Linked DNA regions of Homo sapiens: region 2 is linked to region 1. Evidence: read pairs that join two places in POLR2A ChIA-PET (ENCODE). Cell type or tissue: Panc1. All regions are shown on one strand. Each heading gives the region's core, and the rest is flanking DNA. Links, peaks and the distances in the headings are about the cores only. Region 1 overlaps SMAD3 (SMAD family member 3). Region 2 overlaps SMAD3 (SMAD family member 3).

Region 1 (5,196 bases), core at 197-5,196:
GGAAACCTGGTGTGCTATTATCATTTCAGACTTTCTGCATTCTAAAGTTTCCCCTGCCTGTGGTCTACCACTTCTCCACTACCATCTGCTACTCAGTGGGCAGGAAGGGGCATGCCACACACGTGCCACAGGCAATGGCCTGGCCAGGTTACCTGCTCCACTAGTCTGTCACAGGCCATGTTCTGTGGGCTGCCTACACAGTGGCTGCACGTCCTGTGAAAAGTGGACTTTGGCTGGGGCTTTCTGCCTTGGTTTCCTGAGGAAAGAGGCCTTAGATGGGATCAGCCACCTGCCTGATCTTGCTGTCCAGGCGTGGCCCTGTCCAAACCACTCTCGGGGGTGCAGCCTGACACCTCTTCTTGGGGTACAGGTGGGATTTTTCAGGCTCACTCAGAAAACCCTCAGCAGTTCCCTAGAGTCAAACTCTCTGGTGTCCTTCCACGGCCTCATGCTGTTGTGCTTTTGAAACATTTCCCCTGACGGTCTCATACATGACCCTCCTCCAGCCAGAGAGCTACCCATCCATGTCCTGCCCTCCATTACCTCAGGCCCTTTGCCTGGGCTGCTCCCCCTGTCTAGAATGCCCTCCCTGTGCCTAGTGCCTACCTATCCTTCAGGATCCGGATGTTTCTCCTCCATGAAGACTTCCCTGATCCATCCCAACAGCTAAATGGGCCTTCTCTCTACCTGGGCTGCTGGCTTGGTGCTTGGCACCCGTCCCTTATATTGAACTCATCCGTGTCTTTGTCTTCTGTGCTCTGCAGGCCTGTAAGGTCTGCGGGGGCAGAGCAGGGCCGCATCTACCTCTTCATCCCCTACAGCACCTGGCACAGAGCCCTGCATGCTGTTTGTGCAATGAATGAGTGAAGAAAGGAAGCCATACTGCCTGAGCATCTACGCACAGGGCAACAGGCAGGTACCCACAGGTTAAAGGCAGACCTATCAGATGCTACATCTGCTCCCTGGAAGTTCAGGGAAAGCACAGTTAGATCTGTGGGCATAGAGAAAACCTAATCCAATCACCTCCAGATTGACAACGCAATCATGAGTGAGCAGAAAAGGTGAGAAAGGTGGACTCTCTCCAGCATCCTAGGCATGCACTCGGAGAGGGACCTCAAGGCAGGGGTGCCTGTGCGGCTCGTTTACCTGGTGGGATCTTGCAGACGGTGGCCGGGTGCCAGCCATAGCGCTGGTTACAGTTGGGAGACTGGACAAAAATAGCGCTGTCACTGAGGCACTCTGCGAAGACCTCCCCTCCGATGTAGTAGAGCCGCACGCCTCTTCCTACAGAGATTCAGGTTAGACTGGACAGGGTGCCTTTGCTCACACACAATGGCCCTGGGGCCACCTGAGGCTCGCAAAGGAGGCAGAACAGCAGAGCTGCTCCCAGTGACTGCCAGCTTCCCCAGGCAAACGGGCCCCAAAGCCCAAGCCTAAAGTAGGGGAAATGGGCACTGCCGGATTCCTAAAGCCAAGGGAGGCAGATGACAAGAGATGGGCACACAGGATAGGTCTCAGTGACAGCCTTTGCCACTGAGTAGGCATGGGCCTCAGTCAAGTTATTCACCCTCTGAGTCTTCGTTTGTCTCTACGATAGGGATGGGGGCCAGGCGCGGTGGCTCACACCAATAATCCCAGAGCTTTAGGAGGGCAAGGTGGGAGGATCACTTGAGGCCAGGAGTTCAAGGCCAGCCTGGGCAATGTAATGAGACTTCATCTCTACAAAAACATTTTTTTTTTAATTAACTGGGCATAGTGGCATATCCTTGTAGTCCTAGCTGCTTGGGAGGCTGAGGTGAGTGGATTGCTTGAGCCCAGGGGTTCAAGACTGCCGTGAGCTCCCATCACACCACTGCACTCCAGCCTGGGAGACAGAGTGAGACCCTAACTCCAAAAAAAAAAAAAAAAAGGGAATGATGATAACCTCTACCCTTGCAGGATTACTGTGAGACACACAGTAAGTGCCTGGTGTCAGCTTTTCTTGCTGCTACTGCTACTACTACCCCACTATTATTTGGTCTCTTCACACTCCAAGATTCAGAGATTCATTCAGTAAACCTGCAGGGCTCCTTCTGATGCAGCAGACACCCCAAGGAGCCCTTTATTGCAGGGATGGTTTAACGCTATGCCCTTATTTTTTTCTTCCCTCAATGCATTTTTCTAAAACATTCCAGAGGTTTATATCATTTACTTTTCTTTCATCTCTTAAATCCACTCCAGATGGACAGAAATTATTTTTAAATTGGCTCTGCAACTCAAACAGTTGCGTAAACTCTGACAATGAGCTCTTTGCTCGGCCAGGGGATGGTCCCTTCTCCTGCATGGCAAAGTCTCTGCTCCATTCCTGGGGAAGAAGCTCAGAGGTCAGAACACGGAGCCAGATATTACAGGCCCAGCATCCGGTAGGATGAACACGAGGTGACCGACCCATGCATCACTGGATGTCCCCTGTCCTGCCTCCTATTCCCACTACTGTCCCCTTCCTCCAACCACTCCCCATTTTTTCTGGCTTTAGTTCTGCAGGGTGCTGGTGGCTCAGAGTCCACAGGAGGGATGACTTCCTGGCTGTCCACAACTGTATCATGTCAGTAAGAGCAGAAGGCAGAGGTGGGGATGCGAAGACCCAGACCAAAAATGTTTGTTTCGTTTCAGTAACTTAAAAAAATAGGCCGGGCATGGTGGCTCACACCTGTAATCCCAGTACCTTGGGAGGCTGAGGCGGGCAGATCACCTGAGGTCAGGAGTTCGAGACTAGCCTGGCCAACGTGGTGAATCCCCATATCTACTAAAAATACAAAAAATTAGCCAGGTGTGGTGGCACATGCCTGTAATCCCAGCTACTCAGGAGGCTGAAGCAGGAGAATCACTTGAACCTGGGAGGTGGAGGTTGCAGTGAGCCAAGATTGTGCCATCGCACTCCAGCCTGGGAGACAAGAGCGAGACTTGGTCTCCCCGCTCCAAAAAAAAAAAAAAAAAAAATATATATATATATATATATATATATATATATTTTTTTTTTTTTTTAATAAAATATAGAAAAAAGCCAGTTGCAGTGGTATATGCCTATTGTCCCAGCTAATCAGGAGGCTGAGATGGGAGGATAGCTTGAGCCCAAGAGTTTGCGACTGGGCCTGGGCAACATAGCAAGACCCTATCTCTAAATCAATCAATCAATCAAACAGTGGTATGCCACCCAGAATAAGTATCTTTTTTGAAGTAAAAAACAAAAAGCGAAATGGGAACAACAGGTCTGGTAGTGGTGGCTGTCTGTCACTGACAATGAGGTCTCTGCAGAGCCGTTCCCTACCCTCCCCAACCCCCTAGACATCAGGTCCCTTTCCTAGAAAATGAGAGCACAGACCTAGGCCCATGGCCTCCAAACTTTTCTTCTCTTCACTACAGAATCAATCCTCTCTTCAAATGAAGTCTTCTGTGAGAGCCCGAGATATAAAGCAAGCGAGTGCAGAGGTGCCCTGGTTCACGTGGGACCAGGCTTCCCTTTGCTAACCTGCCCACCTCCTGAGTTTGCCGCAGGAACCCTTTGCCAACCCTTGGGGCTCCAGGACAAGGTCTGAGAAAACCTCACTCTGCCATCTCTCTACAGCCCTTCTAAGTTCTGACAGTTGTGATTCTGGATCGTAAAATCCTCTAAGCTTGATAACTTCATAAGCAAACCAAGTGATGCGTAACACAGCTTCATCTTCCTTAAACTCACAAAGTCATCTTTTACTTATGTTCTGGGGGCTAGAAGGCAGAAGGTTCACAGTAGTGGTGTTTGGATAGTGGACAATTCTTTTCTACCTTTTCTAAATTGTTTAGAATAATGATACATGAAAATAAGAGAAGATCACTCTTCCAACAATGACTGCCTACTTATCAACCTATCCATCTGTACTTTCAGAGTATTTTTATTTAGAGGATTTCAGCCAGGCACGGTGGCTCACGCCTGTAATCCCAGCACTTTGGGAGGCCAAGGCAGGTGGATCACCTGAGGTCAGGAGTTCGAGACCAGCCTGGCCAACATGGAGAAACCCCGTCTCTACTAAAAACACAAAAATTAGCTGGGCGTGGTGGTTGGGTGCCTGTAATCCCAGCTACTTGGGAAGCTGAGGCAGGAGAATCGCTTGAACCCAGGAGGCAGAGGTTGCAGTGAGGCAAGATTGTGCCATTGCACTCCAGCCTGGATAAAGCAAGACTCTGTCTCCAAAAAAAAAAAAAAAATAGATTTCATATGTTGCCTTTCTCATAGACGTTCCCTTCTTGATCCCTTAGATGAACTATTTTCCTCTGTGGCTTCCAGATTTTCTGAGATTATATCTTTGAGTGGGAATGATCAAGTGGCCTGAACACTACCTGTCTGGCCCCTAAACAGGGCAACAGAGAGTGTAGGGGACTTGCTGGGGCAGTGAGTCTTCCCCCATGCCCAGCAGGAGGCAGAGCACAGCTAAGGATGGACGCAAGGTTCCCTTCAGAGGCTGTGTGTTCAGGCCTGGGGCTGGGGGTGGGATAGAGTGGCAGGGGCAGGGTGGGGGGGCGGGGAATGGAGCCACCCCATACCGATGTGTCTCCGTGTCAGCTCCACTGCTGCATTCCTGTTGACATTGGAGAGCAGCCCTAGGCAGAAGCGCTCCGAATTGGAGGGGTCGGTGAAGCCATCCACAGTCATGGATGGCTGCGAGGCGTGGAATGTCTCCCCGACGCGCTGGTTCAGCTCGTAGTAGGAGATGGAGCACCAGAAGGCCGGCTCGCAGTAGGTAACTGGCTGCAGGTCTGTGGACACAGGGTGGGCTACTGGGTCATTGGGTGTCCCAAGCCCCATGCTCCCTCGATGGGGTCCCATGGACACTCTGGAAAACCATTTCCCCGCATTTCAGAGGGATTATAATCTCCCTACCCCATGCCTTTTATCGTATAAAACTGGCAAGAGCCACCAGAACAAGATGCTCAGGTGTCTGGAGGAGATTCCATCAGCCTTGTGTGTAAAGGGCCATTGATTTCTCTTTTTATTTATTTATTTATTTATTTATTTATTTATTTAGCTCATAAAGGCCCTGCCCCGCCTGCTTGGCCTTGACTGGATGGAAGGAGTCTTCAAGGAGGGGCTGGGCCAAACCTGAAGAGGACCAGGGGCCACCCAGTACCTGGATGAACCTGGGACAGCCACTGCGTGTACTCACTGTGGGGCAGGCCACACCT
Region 2 (11,124 bases), core at 6,125-11,124, 94 kb after region 1:
ACAGCCTGAAGAACTACTTAGAAGTCTGAGGCAGAGGCTCCCTAGAATCGTACTCACAGAATCTTGGAAGTTAGACCTTGAAGGCCAGGATTCCTAGAGGATACTACTTTTGGTCCTAGCACCCACAGGAATTGTTTCTTCCTCCTCCCCTCATTCTTCACCATCATGACCATTGCTAGCATTGATTCAGTCCCATGGACCAGACACAATGATTACTCCTCCCCCTGCTCTCATTTCACGCTCATGACCATGCTATAAGATAATTACCATTATACCCATTTTATAGATGGGTAAACCAAGGCTCCAGGAGGCTTGAACAACCTGCCCAACATCAAACAACTAGTTAAGAGATGGAGATAAGGCCGGGCGCAGTGGCTCACACCTGTAATCCCGGCACTTTGGGAGGCTGAGGCAGGCAGATAGCCTGAGCTCACAAGTTTGAGACTAGCCTGGGGCAACATAGTGAAACTCTGTTTCTACAAAAAACAACAACAAAAAACAACAACAAAAAAAACATGAAAATTAGCCCAGCATAGAGATGTGTGCCTGTAGTCCCAAGCTACTCAGGAGGCTGAGGTGGGAAGATCGCTTGAGCTGGGAGGTCAAGGCTGCAGTGTGCCAATATCATACCACTGCCTTCCAGCCTGAGTGGTGGAGGAAGAACCTGTCCCCTACAAAAACAAAAAACAAACAAACAAAAAAAACCACAAAAAAAGGACAGAGAGATGGAGATAAGATTTGACCCAAGAATTCAGCCTCCAAGTACCCACATTTTTAACAACTACACTGCAACCAAAAGACTGAGGACTGCCTGATGAAGAAATGACTCACCCAAGGAGACCATGCCTGAGTTAAGAGTCAAACTAGGGCCTCTCTCTCAGCTTACTGCTGGATCACCTCTATACTAGGCTGCCCAAAAATTCACAAAAGTAAATGCTCAGGAGACCCCCAAAGCACCTTCAACAAGAGTATGTTTGTAGCCTCTGAAATTCCTCAACTTTTTATCTCTATCAACAGAGCCACCACCACCTGGAAGCTTGGAATCTTCAGAGCAAGCACACATGCTCACTTGCCTATATGATGCTTCTTAGCTCCGCAACCCAGGAGACAATGTGAGCAGACCAGGGATCTAGAGGCTGCACGTGCAAGACCAGCCTGAGACCTCCAGCCCCAGGATGCCAGTCAGGGTTGGCTGCATAATTTGTGGGGCCCAGTGCAAAATGAAAATATGGAACCCTTTGTGCAAAAGGCAAAAAAAAAAAAAGTATCAATCATGGTACTAAAATAGAAAGCTTTTTCTCTTTCCTCCACAGTCTCTCTCTTGATGTGTCATGGTATTTTTAATTTGCTATTTAATATTATTCTAAGTAAAGCAACATTAAAATTTTAAATTACATGAATTAGCATGAATTTTACCACTCCTATTTATATTGTGTGATGCCAGTTTTAACTGCAAATATAAAAAGCCTTTAACTAGTATGTGGAATCACCAACATTACATGAATTGTATTTTAGGACTTGGATGTGCATTTTGTGATGTACCAGAACCAGAGAAACATCCATAAAGCTAACTCAATCGTTTTTACTTCACTTCTCGCTATGTGTCCATTCTACCTCACTCTTTATGCTGCCTGAGGAGTAAGGAAGATCTGAAAGGAAAAGGCAATATGGGTGCCCTATCTTTCCTTTCCCTTCTTCCGTCATCATTTTCAATATAAGTGGTTGGTGTCAGGGAAGTGACGTGAGTAATAAAGGATATGATGGGGTTCTTTGGTCGTTGATGTTTCTTAGAATGTCATCGCCTTCTTTCTACAACCAAGACAAGTTCCAGTTAGATGGAAAGCATCAGGACTGTCAGGGCCCCTGCTACTCAGTCGCAGATGTGACATCTCACACTCACTTTGACTCTCACTCAACTCCCCCACATTGTAGGTCCGGCAGAAGTCTGTGCTCAAATGCTACATGTGAATGGGGCAGAAGGCTCAATGGGCACATGCTGCCCACATCTCCTCTATCCATGCTCATGCTCCAAAACACTAGGTCAAAGAGAAAATTATTAAGAATTTCAAGATGGGCCGGATGCAGTGGTTTACACCTGTAATCCCAGCACTTTGGGAGCCCAAGGCTGGATCACCTGAGGTCAGGAGTTCGAGACCAGCCTCGCCAACATGGTGAAACCCCACGTCTACTAAAAGAAATACAAAAATTAGCTGGGTGTGGTGGCAGGTGCCTGTAATCCCAGCTACTCGGGAGGCTGAAGCAGGAGAATCACTTGAACCCGCAGGCAGAGGTTACAGAGAGCCGATATTGAGCCATTGCACTCCAGCTTGGGCAACAATAACAAAAAAAAAAAGGATTTCAAGCTGGTGACAGCAGAGCATTAAACCAAGCATAGGGCCCTCCTGAGCATGAACTCTATGTGACTGTACTCGTCACGTGCCCATGAAGATGGCCTTGATGACAGCCACACCTGTGTAAGGACAGGCTCAAGACACACTTCCACAGCCATCCTTCCATTTGCTGGCCAGTTCACCCAAAGCCAAATTAGGTTAGGACCCCACACTCTGAGGCCCTGGGTCTCAGATATGACGGCCAAAGGATCCAATACTGAAACACAAAAAGGATCTGGGTTTAATGCTCACCCACCTCAGGACCAGATGAGCCAGAAGACTTCACTGGCCTTCTTTAACCTTTCTAAGGCTGCCACACTGTGTGACAGCTCCTTTGTCCACCCAGTAAAGCAGGGGAGGTGAGCACGCAGCCATCTTTTGATATGCTTAACACCAAGGGGAGAGGAAGGGACCAACCAACCATTTACCAGCTCACAGCAAGGTGGTAAACACTAAGCAATGCCTTGTACATATGTTGACTCAATCTTACAACCCTAACAGACAGGTAACATTTTACTGCTGGAGAAACTGAGGCTCAGGGAAGTGGCGTGACTTACCCAAGACCTGCCCAGTCAGCTCAGCTGACTTCTCTGGACTTATCCACATCCACGGAGACCCCCTCATGCAGCCCTGCCATCCGCCCAGAGACTGGGTTAAAACTCAAGTGCATTTAATGCAAGAAAAAAGAGTGCAACTCTTGACTCCAAACGCTCTGGAACATCAAGTCAGGAGCACCCTGGAAGGGTCTGATTAAAGGGTTAAAGCAAAGGCTCCTCTGAGACACGTTAAATGTATGTGGCCACATCTTTGCCTACATCAGTGCAGCCCCACGCATTTCCCTAAATGCCTGTAAAGCAGATCTCACATAATTATGATCTTCAGCTCGGCCCTGGCCACATTAGAAGTAATATATATTTATGGAGTGAAAAGCTCAGGTCCTGCCTCTAACACAGTTATTTACACTCATCAGGGCCTGCTCCAGCAGGCCCTGCGTTCCATGTTATCACACCCCGTCCTGCCTGGTCACAGCCCTCTCCTCAGGGTAGCAATTTTGAGCAGAGTTTGAATAAGATTGTCTCGTGCCAAGTCTGCTTTAGAAGGCAGCCAGGTAAATGCCCTCAGCCCTGCTCAGGAGGAGCCACGGGGTGGGATGGTGGGATGAGGGGCCCAGAGCATCAGCTATTCACCCAAAAGCAGGATGAACAGGAGCAGCTGGTTCTCTGGTCCCAGAAGCTTCGCCTCCCATCTTGATGCCACTTCTGGTCACAGCCCTAAGCGTAGGGGAACATCTGATGGTTGGTGGATGGCCACATCTTCTGACTCGCCGAGGTGCAGGCTGACTTCCTGGGTCCCTCACACCACAGGCCACCCCACGCAGGCCTCAGGTGGTCCCACTGCCTGCCCTGAGGACCCCTCCACAGGATTGGTGGTCAAGGGCCTGGAACACTGGAAGTGTGGGCCTGGGAAGCACCGTGGTCACACAAAGAGCCCTAAAACAGAAAATGCAATCCGGGTTCAGATTCCTTGCCTGTGTCCCCTCGGGTAAACCATGTGCCTTCTCAGAGCCTTGGCTTCCTCAGCCATCAACAGGGGGAGGCACCAAATGAGATCAACAAAGACGTCCGCACCACTTCACAGAACTCTGCAGGTGGGGGACAGTCCATCCTCTCATTGGCCCAAGAGGCTTCTTTTAGGTGCTGCCAGAGGCAAGAAGATAGGAACCACCAGCTGCCTTTGCTTCCTTCAGGTAACCGCCTCCCAACCAGTGCTACCTCGCATGCCAACACAGCGCTGCAAGTCAGCAGGCACCCCGACCCAGTTCCTCTTTCCCTTCTTAGCAGCAGCAGCTCTCTGGACTCTGAGGCAAAGTGGGCCTCTGTCTGTCCCCTTGGGATCCAGTTTGCTCACATCCTTCCTCTTAAATGATCTGCGCCTTGGCCACTTCTTGCTAGACTCCCCGCTTGACAGGGCTGCTGGGAAGACTGAGAGAGAGCAAAGTGCACAGACGACCCTAGCTTGCTACCAGTATCATCTGATGCCAGGAGCGTGACAGTCACAATCCAGCCACCCTTCCTACCTCCACTGGCAAATCCTGATTATGCACCCCTGCACTGGCAGTGGAATGAGAGGCTCACCGAGGTGGCGAGGCTGGTGTGGGCCCTGGCAGAGGTGTGGATCCTGAAGGCTTTATATTCACAGGCCCGCTAAGGTGTTCAAGGCAGTTTTTGCGTCCATCATCGCACCTGATTTGCATCAACATAGAGGTTTTACAGATAAGAAAAGTACATCTCAGAGAGGTTAAGGATATGCCCCGGAATACACAGCAAGCTCAGGGAGCCAGGAGTCCTGTCCTGACACCAGGGTTCCTTCCCCTCTAACAAGTGGCTAGACATGAGTGAAAAGATAGTAACTGTAGGGTTAGATGAGCACCATTTACAAAGACAGGGTGAGGAAGGGAAGTTAGACTATAGATTCCAAACTCTCAAGTCCAGTCTTCCTGTTGACTCAAAGCAGGCTACAAGCCTCCTAAGTGTTCATCATTGATTTTCAGACCACACAACTCAGGGATGGGCATGGGGGCCATTTTCCATGATGCAGAAGCTGGCTGTTATTGCCACACCTCCTTCCCCAAAGCTCCAGAAGACCCAACATATATGGAACATCGTGCCTGTTATTACATTTAACCGTCACAGCAACCCCATGATTTGATATTTTTAGCTGTTTAACAGAAGAAAGAAGAAACCCATTAAGAGGTTAAGAGCAAGGGCAGGCTTGGGCCTAAAGGGGCACAGCCCTACCAGTCCTGTGCCTTTTCCGCTACACCACATTCCCCTGGACAAACTCCCTCCACCACTCCTACCCCCAGCACCCTCCTCAGTATCCTGCCCCCAGCTTCCACACGGTGCATCATTGCCTATAATCATGATTGTCAAGCTCAAATGCACATCAGCAGCCCTCGGAGAGTGTACAAAATTCAGACTGCTGGGACCGCCCTCAGGGTTTCTGATCCAAGAGGCCTGGGGGCGGGGCCTGAGACTCTGCATTCCTAGTAAGTTCCCTGGTGATGCTGACGCTGCTGGCCCAGGGCCACACTTTGAGAACTGCTGATTTATAGTAATTTAAAGTGTTCACCTAACAGCTGGGGAATGGTTAAATGCGGTTCATCTACTTGATAAAATATGTGTAATTATGAAAGCCACATATAAGAAAATGCTGATAAAATATAAAATTAGAGCATCAGGCTTGCACCCTGTGCTGGTCCAAGTCCAGTTTGCCCTCTGATCCATCCCTCATCTTCCTGTGCTCTGCTGTGTCCTCCCTGGGGCTGAGCCCTGACTTTCCAGGCTCCAGATCAGGAGGCCTCCAGCAGGGTTTAAATAATAGGAGGCTCTCACAGCAAGTAGTGGGTAGGAGGGAGGGAGAGGCCACAGTGTTTCTCCCCTCTCTCCTTTTCTACCTTGGGTCGGCAATTTTAGAAGCAGCTGCAACTGCTCTAGACAGGCCCACTGGTGACCCCAACCCTGGGCTCTGGGAACACCACCTGTTCCCTTTGTCCCTCCAGCCTAAAGGCAGCGGCTTCCTCCAAGTTCTGGGTCACCTCACCTTCCCATTGTGGCTTCTCAGCTGCTTTATCACCTGTGTAACCAAGGTCCCGTATTAAATTCCCTTTGTGCTAAATACCTGATGTAGTTCCTCCTTCCCGTTTGACTGACACACTGATTACAGCAATAAGCATAAAAATGCTTATGCAAATGGACAATTCTAGAAGGCTATTACCTTCTAGAATTGAGAGCTTGGTAAACTTATGTTTTCTTTCCCCAAAAAACTTTAGAAGAGTGTCAGTTATTATTAATATATAAAACAGACACCAAATGTACAATTTAAGAGGAAACAGAGGTGAGTCTTTACGTGAAAAAGGTTGGGGAACTATGAATCCATGACAATGAATCTAAGGAAACCAATCCCTGTACTTTCATTTCTAAAAACACCTTATTTTGGAGAAACCATGGCCACAGCCACAATGATACAACGGTTTCCCCTGAAAGTACCGGGTGGTTATCTGGGGGTGAGTGACTCACTGGTTGAAGAGGTCACATCATGTATCACCGCAACACCGGATCCTTAGCCACTGCGGAAGGGCAGGCTACTGGCAACACCCCAAACCGCCTTCAGCCATTTGTTACCGTGGAGGCAGGTCCTATCTCTCCTGTCAGGCTCTGGCCTGGAAGCCATCTGGGAAATCCCTCCAGAGGAGACTGGGGCCTGGAGACGGCTGGGGGAGCAGGAATAATACGCAAAGATGTTCAAAGAATAAGGGGACTTGGTTCAGCCATGCCCACCATGCACCATAGCAATGTGTGTGCCAGGGCATGGGCAGGGCAGGGAGGAAGGTGGTATCTTCTTTTTCCACCATTTCGAGGATCTTTCTCTCCAGAGGGCACAATTAAAATCAAAAGAAACAGACTCCATGAAACCAGATGGTAACAATACAATAAATTCTCCTGGATTCCTGCACTGCACTCTAACAGCCCTGAAATAAACAGTTTCCTCCTCGGAGCTCAAGACGCAACCCTGCAGCAGGTAATCAAGTGTTCAAGTAGGGAGGGAGGGGCTTGGCCTTGGACCAAACACAGTTTGGTGGTCTGTTTATAATATTTTAGCTGAAACACTGCAAACAACAGATCGAGAGGCTTACTGCTGTCACGGGTTACTTTCAGACCCAAGTCAAAGCTGATTTAAATCCCCAGAAAACAGGGAGATGGGAGTGCTGGGGAGGGGAACTGCAGTAAGGAGAAGCATCTAGGGCTTTCAGTGAAATGTGAGTCTACCTTCCAAAATCCCAGGGGACAACAGCTCAGCCTCTAAACACTTGGAAAACCAGGATTCAGCCTATAGTGAGTGGTTCACATCAGAGCCCATAAGCAAGCATTGAGAAGTGTTTACCACCCTGCCCCATCGTCCCCAAGAAGTGGACATCATCATCATCCTGCCCCATTCTTCCCAACAAATGACTTGCGCAAGTCACTGCCCCGCTCAGGAGCTCAGTTTCCCCCAGCTGTCAATGATGGGGTTGGGCTAGATGATCAGTCAAGTCACTTCTGAACAGAGGAGTAACTTGTGGCAGGGGACTCTTTCACAGCCTCTGAAGGAAATCTGAGTACCCCCAAGTTGAAGTTCAGAGAGGTGAAATGCCTGTCTCATGAGCTACTCAGCAGGAAAGTTGGGATTTTTGGCAAAATCGGACTCGAGACTCCCTGCTCTTCCCACCACCCCAGGAGAGGCACCAAGATTCTAAGCACTGCATTCCTTCAGAGTCCACCTCTCAGTCCTGCAAAATGGGAAGCCCTGACCCTGAGTAAGGTGAACCCCGACTCCAGCCACTCCCAGTGCCACCTGTCACCACCCCCTTAGGGTGGTGTTCCACTCGGCCTGGGTGTGCCTCCCCCTCGTGCACACTTGTCCACACTCCCATGCGGGGGCAGCCCTCCAGGAGAGGGTGACCTCAGGAAGCAGGAGCCTGTGTGGCTTCAGAGGTGAGGGCAGCAAACCCCAACACTACTGCTGGCCACTGGTTAGACCACCGAATGCTCCATCCAGCTCATGCTTCCCCACCCCCAACATGCAGTGGTGCTACCCACTTACTGCCTGGCCGCTTCCTAGCTATATGCCCTGGGCCAAGTCCCTCAGCCTCTCCAAGTCTGCGCCTGCTCATCCAGACTAGCACCCACTTCCAGGGACTGTCAGGGAGATGAAACGAAATGACGTGTGGGAAAGTGCTTTGTAAACTGTAAAGTGCAGTACGCAGGAAAGTAGTGGTGTCCCCCTTTCCCAGTGACATCAGTTGGAAAAGAATTCATTCTTTTCTGAGGGACACGAGGAGAGCACACATGCCCACGCACACACACTCCCCATGGGCATTTTTTTCTGAGGCAACACAGTGTAGACAAAGAACTCTGTCAAAGAACTGAGGGCTGGCCTCAGTCCCTGTTCCTGCGCTAACTGTAAGTTGTGCCTGATCACCTGCAAAATAGGGATAGGACCACCTTGCCATGTCTCCACCCAGGGCAGTTGTAAAGATAAACCAATGGGAAGGTGCTCTGCACATGACCAAGTATACAGTGCACTTTCCCACTGGTGTGACTCATCACCCCACCGGGAGGCTGAGGACGAAGACTGGCATAGATTGAAGGAAATTTGGCTCATTTTTCTGCTATTCAAGATCACCAAGAGGCTCAAAGAAAAAACAGTAAAGTAGCAAGGGTCATCTGGCAGGCAGAGCAGATGGAGGAGGTATATCTGGGATTTCTGGGTGTCCCTCTGGGGTCTCCTAGCCTGGCCTCTTCAGAACTAAGCAGCCATACACCCCTTTTTTAAAGGCCCACTTTGCAAGAGAAGGCGGCTAGGTGTGCTCCACTCAGGACTGTTTGTGCAAATGCTTTATTTGGGGTCTCCCTGGAACTGTGTGGGCCAGGGTGCTGAGGGACCTTCCTTCTGAGCCTACTGGGCTCTCTGGAGAAAGGTCACCCTGACAAAGGTCTCTAGTCAGCCCTATCCACCCCACATGCTCTCCAGCACCCCCTTTTTTTTAAGACAGAGTCTGGCTCTGTTGCCCAGGCTCAAGTGCAGTGGCGTGATCTCAGCTCACTGCAACCTCTGCCTCCTGGGTTCAAGTGATTCTCCTGCCTCAGCCTCCTGAGTAGCTGGGACTACAGGCACCCGCCACCACACCTGGCTCATTTTTGTATTTTTAGTAGAGGCAGGGTTTCACCATATTGGTCGGGCTGGTCTCGAACTCCTGACCTCGTGATTCGCCCACCTCGGCTCCCAAAGTGCTGGGATTACAGGCGTGAGCCACCGCACCCGGCCTTAGCATCCCCTTCCCACCCTAGAGCAGCTGCCCCCTCCCACTCGGGAGCATTCTGAAATAGCCTTCCTAGCAGCGCTGAATTAAAAGTGGTGTGAAGCAGCAGCCAAACACCACTGTGTTTCCCTCGCTACCGCCCCACCGCTTGGGCCCTGGGCAGCTTTGCTGCATTTGTGAGGTTTTCTCCCACAGCTTTTCTCGCCTGCCTCCCCCGCTTCCACGTGTTTTCACACTGGCAGATGCTCTCACCTAGCCTGGGCTGGATTCTCTGTCCCAGTGTTTCTATAGTGGGCTTCCCTAGGCCCCTGCCCACCCACCTCACCTCCTCCAACCCAACAAGTAAAGCTAAGACAAGAACAGTGAGATCCCAAGTCTATCGGGAAAGCCGTTTAGCATCAAGTAACCCTACTGTGCACCCATCTTCTGGGCCACGGGCTCCAGGGAGAATTAGTCCCAGGTTTGGGACTACAGAAAACCAACCCCAGACCAGAATTACACACAGCAGCACTTTATCACTCCTCCTGCGATAAAGGTGAGAGTAGGGGATAAACTAACAAATGTGTGACCCCTCTCCGCTCCAGCTCAAGGTTTTTATTTTTATTCTTCTAGTTGAGACGGAGTGATCACATCTGAGCTGTCAATCAGCTGGGCCATGTCAGTACAAGAACTCTGATCTAAACCATGGCTTCCAAAGGGCTTGGCTTGCTCCACCCATTTCAGGCAGGGCTGGCATCACAGCAAAAACAATTTCAAAGCACAGAGACCATAAACACAAAATTAAAAGGTAAAGTAAAAAGGGAGGAGATGTTTACTGGAAACTTAAGTTCTGCTGCCCAGAAAATATAAGTCTTTTTTTAAACACATGCACAAACACACACGTCTATATAATGCCTCTGCCACCTCCCCCACCACCTTAAGAAATGCATACTTTGCTCTATACAGGGCTTTCTTATCTGCTCCTGATTACACTCAGCTAGTGACCATGAAATCTGGAATAATCACCCGCCGGGAAAGGAAAGCCTTGGCCACAACCAGGGCCTAACAAAGCCAGCTCTGCATTTACTGATGATCACACAACTTGCTCACATGACAATCTTGAGTTTTCTGATGCACAGATAATCACTCCCATCCATACCTGAAATGCAGCCACAGCTGAGAGGGTGCCAGGTGCCTACTGAAACCAAGAACAATCCTATTACACGGTATCTTAGGGTCCAAAGAGAAAAGAGTTTCCAACTGAAACTATGCAGGAAACTCAGGTGGGCAGATGGTAATCATCAAAGCAGGGATCTGGCAAAGAACACCCCCCCACTTGCAGACAAAGAAAAAACCTAGAGGAAAGTGTATTCCTGAAAGCAGAGAATTTTCATGGGAGCAAGAACATGAAGTCATTCTTGCTGCCAGTGAGGTGCCAACTAAGGCTGCTTCCCAGAGACACTGACATCACGTTAGAAAGGAGAAGAGGCTGGTGCTGTGGCTCATGCCTGTAACCCCAGCACTCTGGGAGGCTGAGGTGGGCAGATCACCTGAAGTCAGGAGTTCAAGACCAATCTGGCCAACATAGTGAAACCCCATCTCTACTAAAAATTAGCCAGGTGTGGTGGCAGGCGCCTGTAATACCAGCTACTTGGGAGTCTGAGGCACGAGAATCGCTTGAACCTGGGAGGTGGAGGTTGTAGTGAGCTGAGATCGCACCACTGCACTCCAGCCTGGGCAACAAGAGCGAAACTCCGTCTCAGAAAAAAAAAAAAAAAAGGAGAAGATATGCAATGTGATAGTGGGACCCGAGTGACTTGCTTTTGCTTGCTCAGGTCCACGTTCCTTGATCCATGTGTCCCATTCCACTCTCCATGCTCTGTCTTCTGATCC

What was found. ChIA-PET counts read pairs that join two places held together with the same protein. Peaks named below come from ENCODE experiments on the same cell type or tissue, not always from the same donor. Only the 100,000 strongest peaks of a DNase experiment are listed, where the experiment ranks them.
Region 2: POLR2A ChIA-PET joins it to region 1 with 13 read pairs; 6 of 35 experiments call an interaction of 5 or more read pairs at or near these places.

The regions. Positions count from the first base shown.
Region 1 is chr15:67,180,815-67,186,010 of GRCh38, reverse strand. It overlaps SMAD3 (SMAD family member 3), which reads right to left. Exons shown (of 9, transcript NM_005902.4): 6 at 4,558-4,770; 7 at 1,147-1,284. Among named protein-coding and RNA genes, the nearest start is that of SMAD3-AS1, 36 kb to the right of the region's middle. In Panc1, for the core only: no CTCF peak of the experiment used is centred there; no DNase peak of the experiment used is centred there; H3K27ac peaks cover 4,406 bases.
Region 2 is chr15:67,086,781-67,097,904 of GRCh38, reverse strand. All of the region lies in intron 1 of SMAD3 (SMAD family member 3), which reads right to left. Among named protein-coding and RNA genes, the nearest start is that of SMAD3, 27 kb to the right of the region's middle. RefSeq lists enhancers at 886-935, 3,251-4,021, 6,727-6,816, 7,383-7,899, 7,900-8,417. In Panc1, for the core only: no CTCF peak of the experiment used is centred there; no DNase peak of the experiment used is centred there; H3K4me3 peaks cover 1,151 bases; H3K27ac peaks cover 5,000 bases.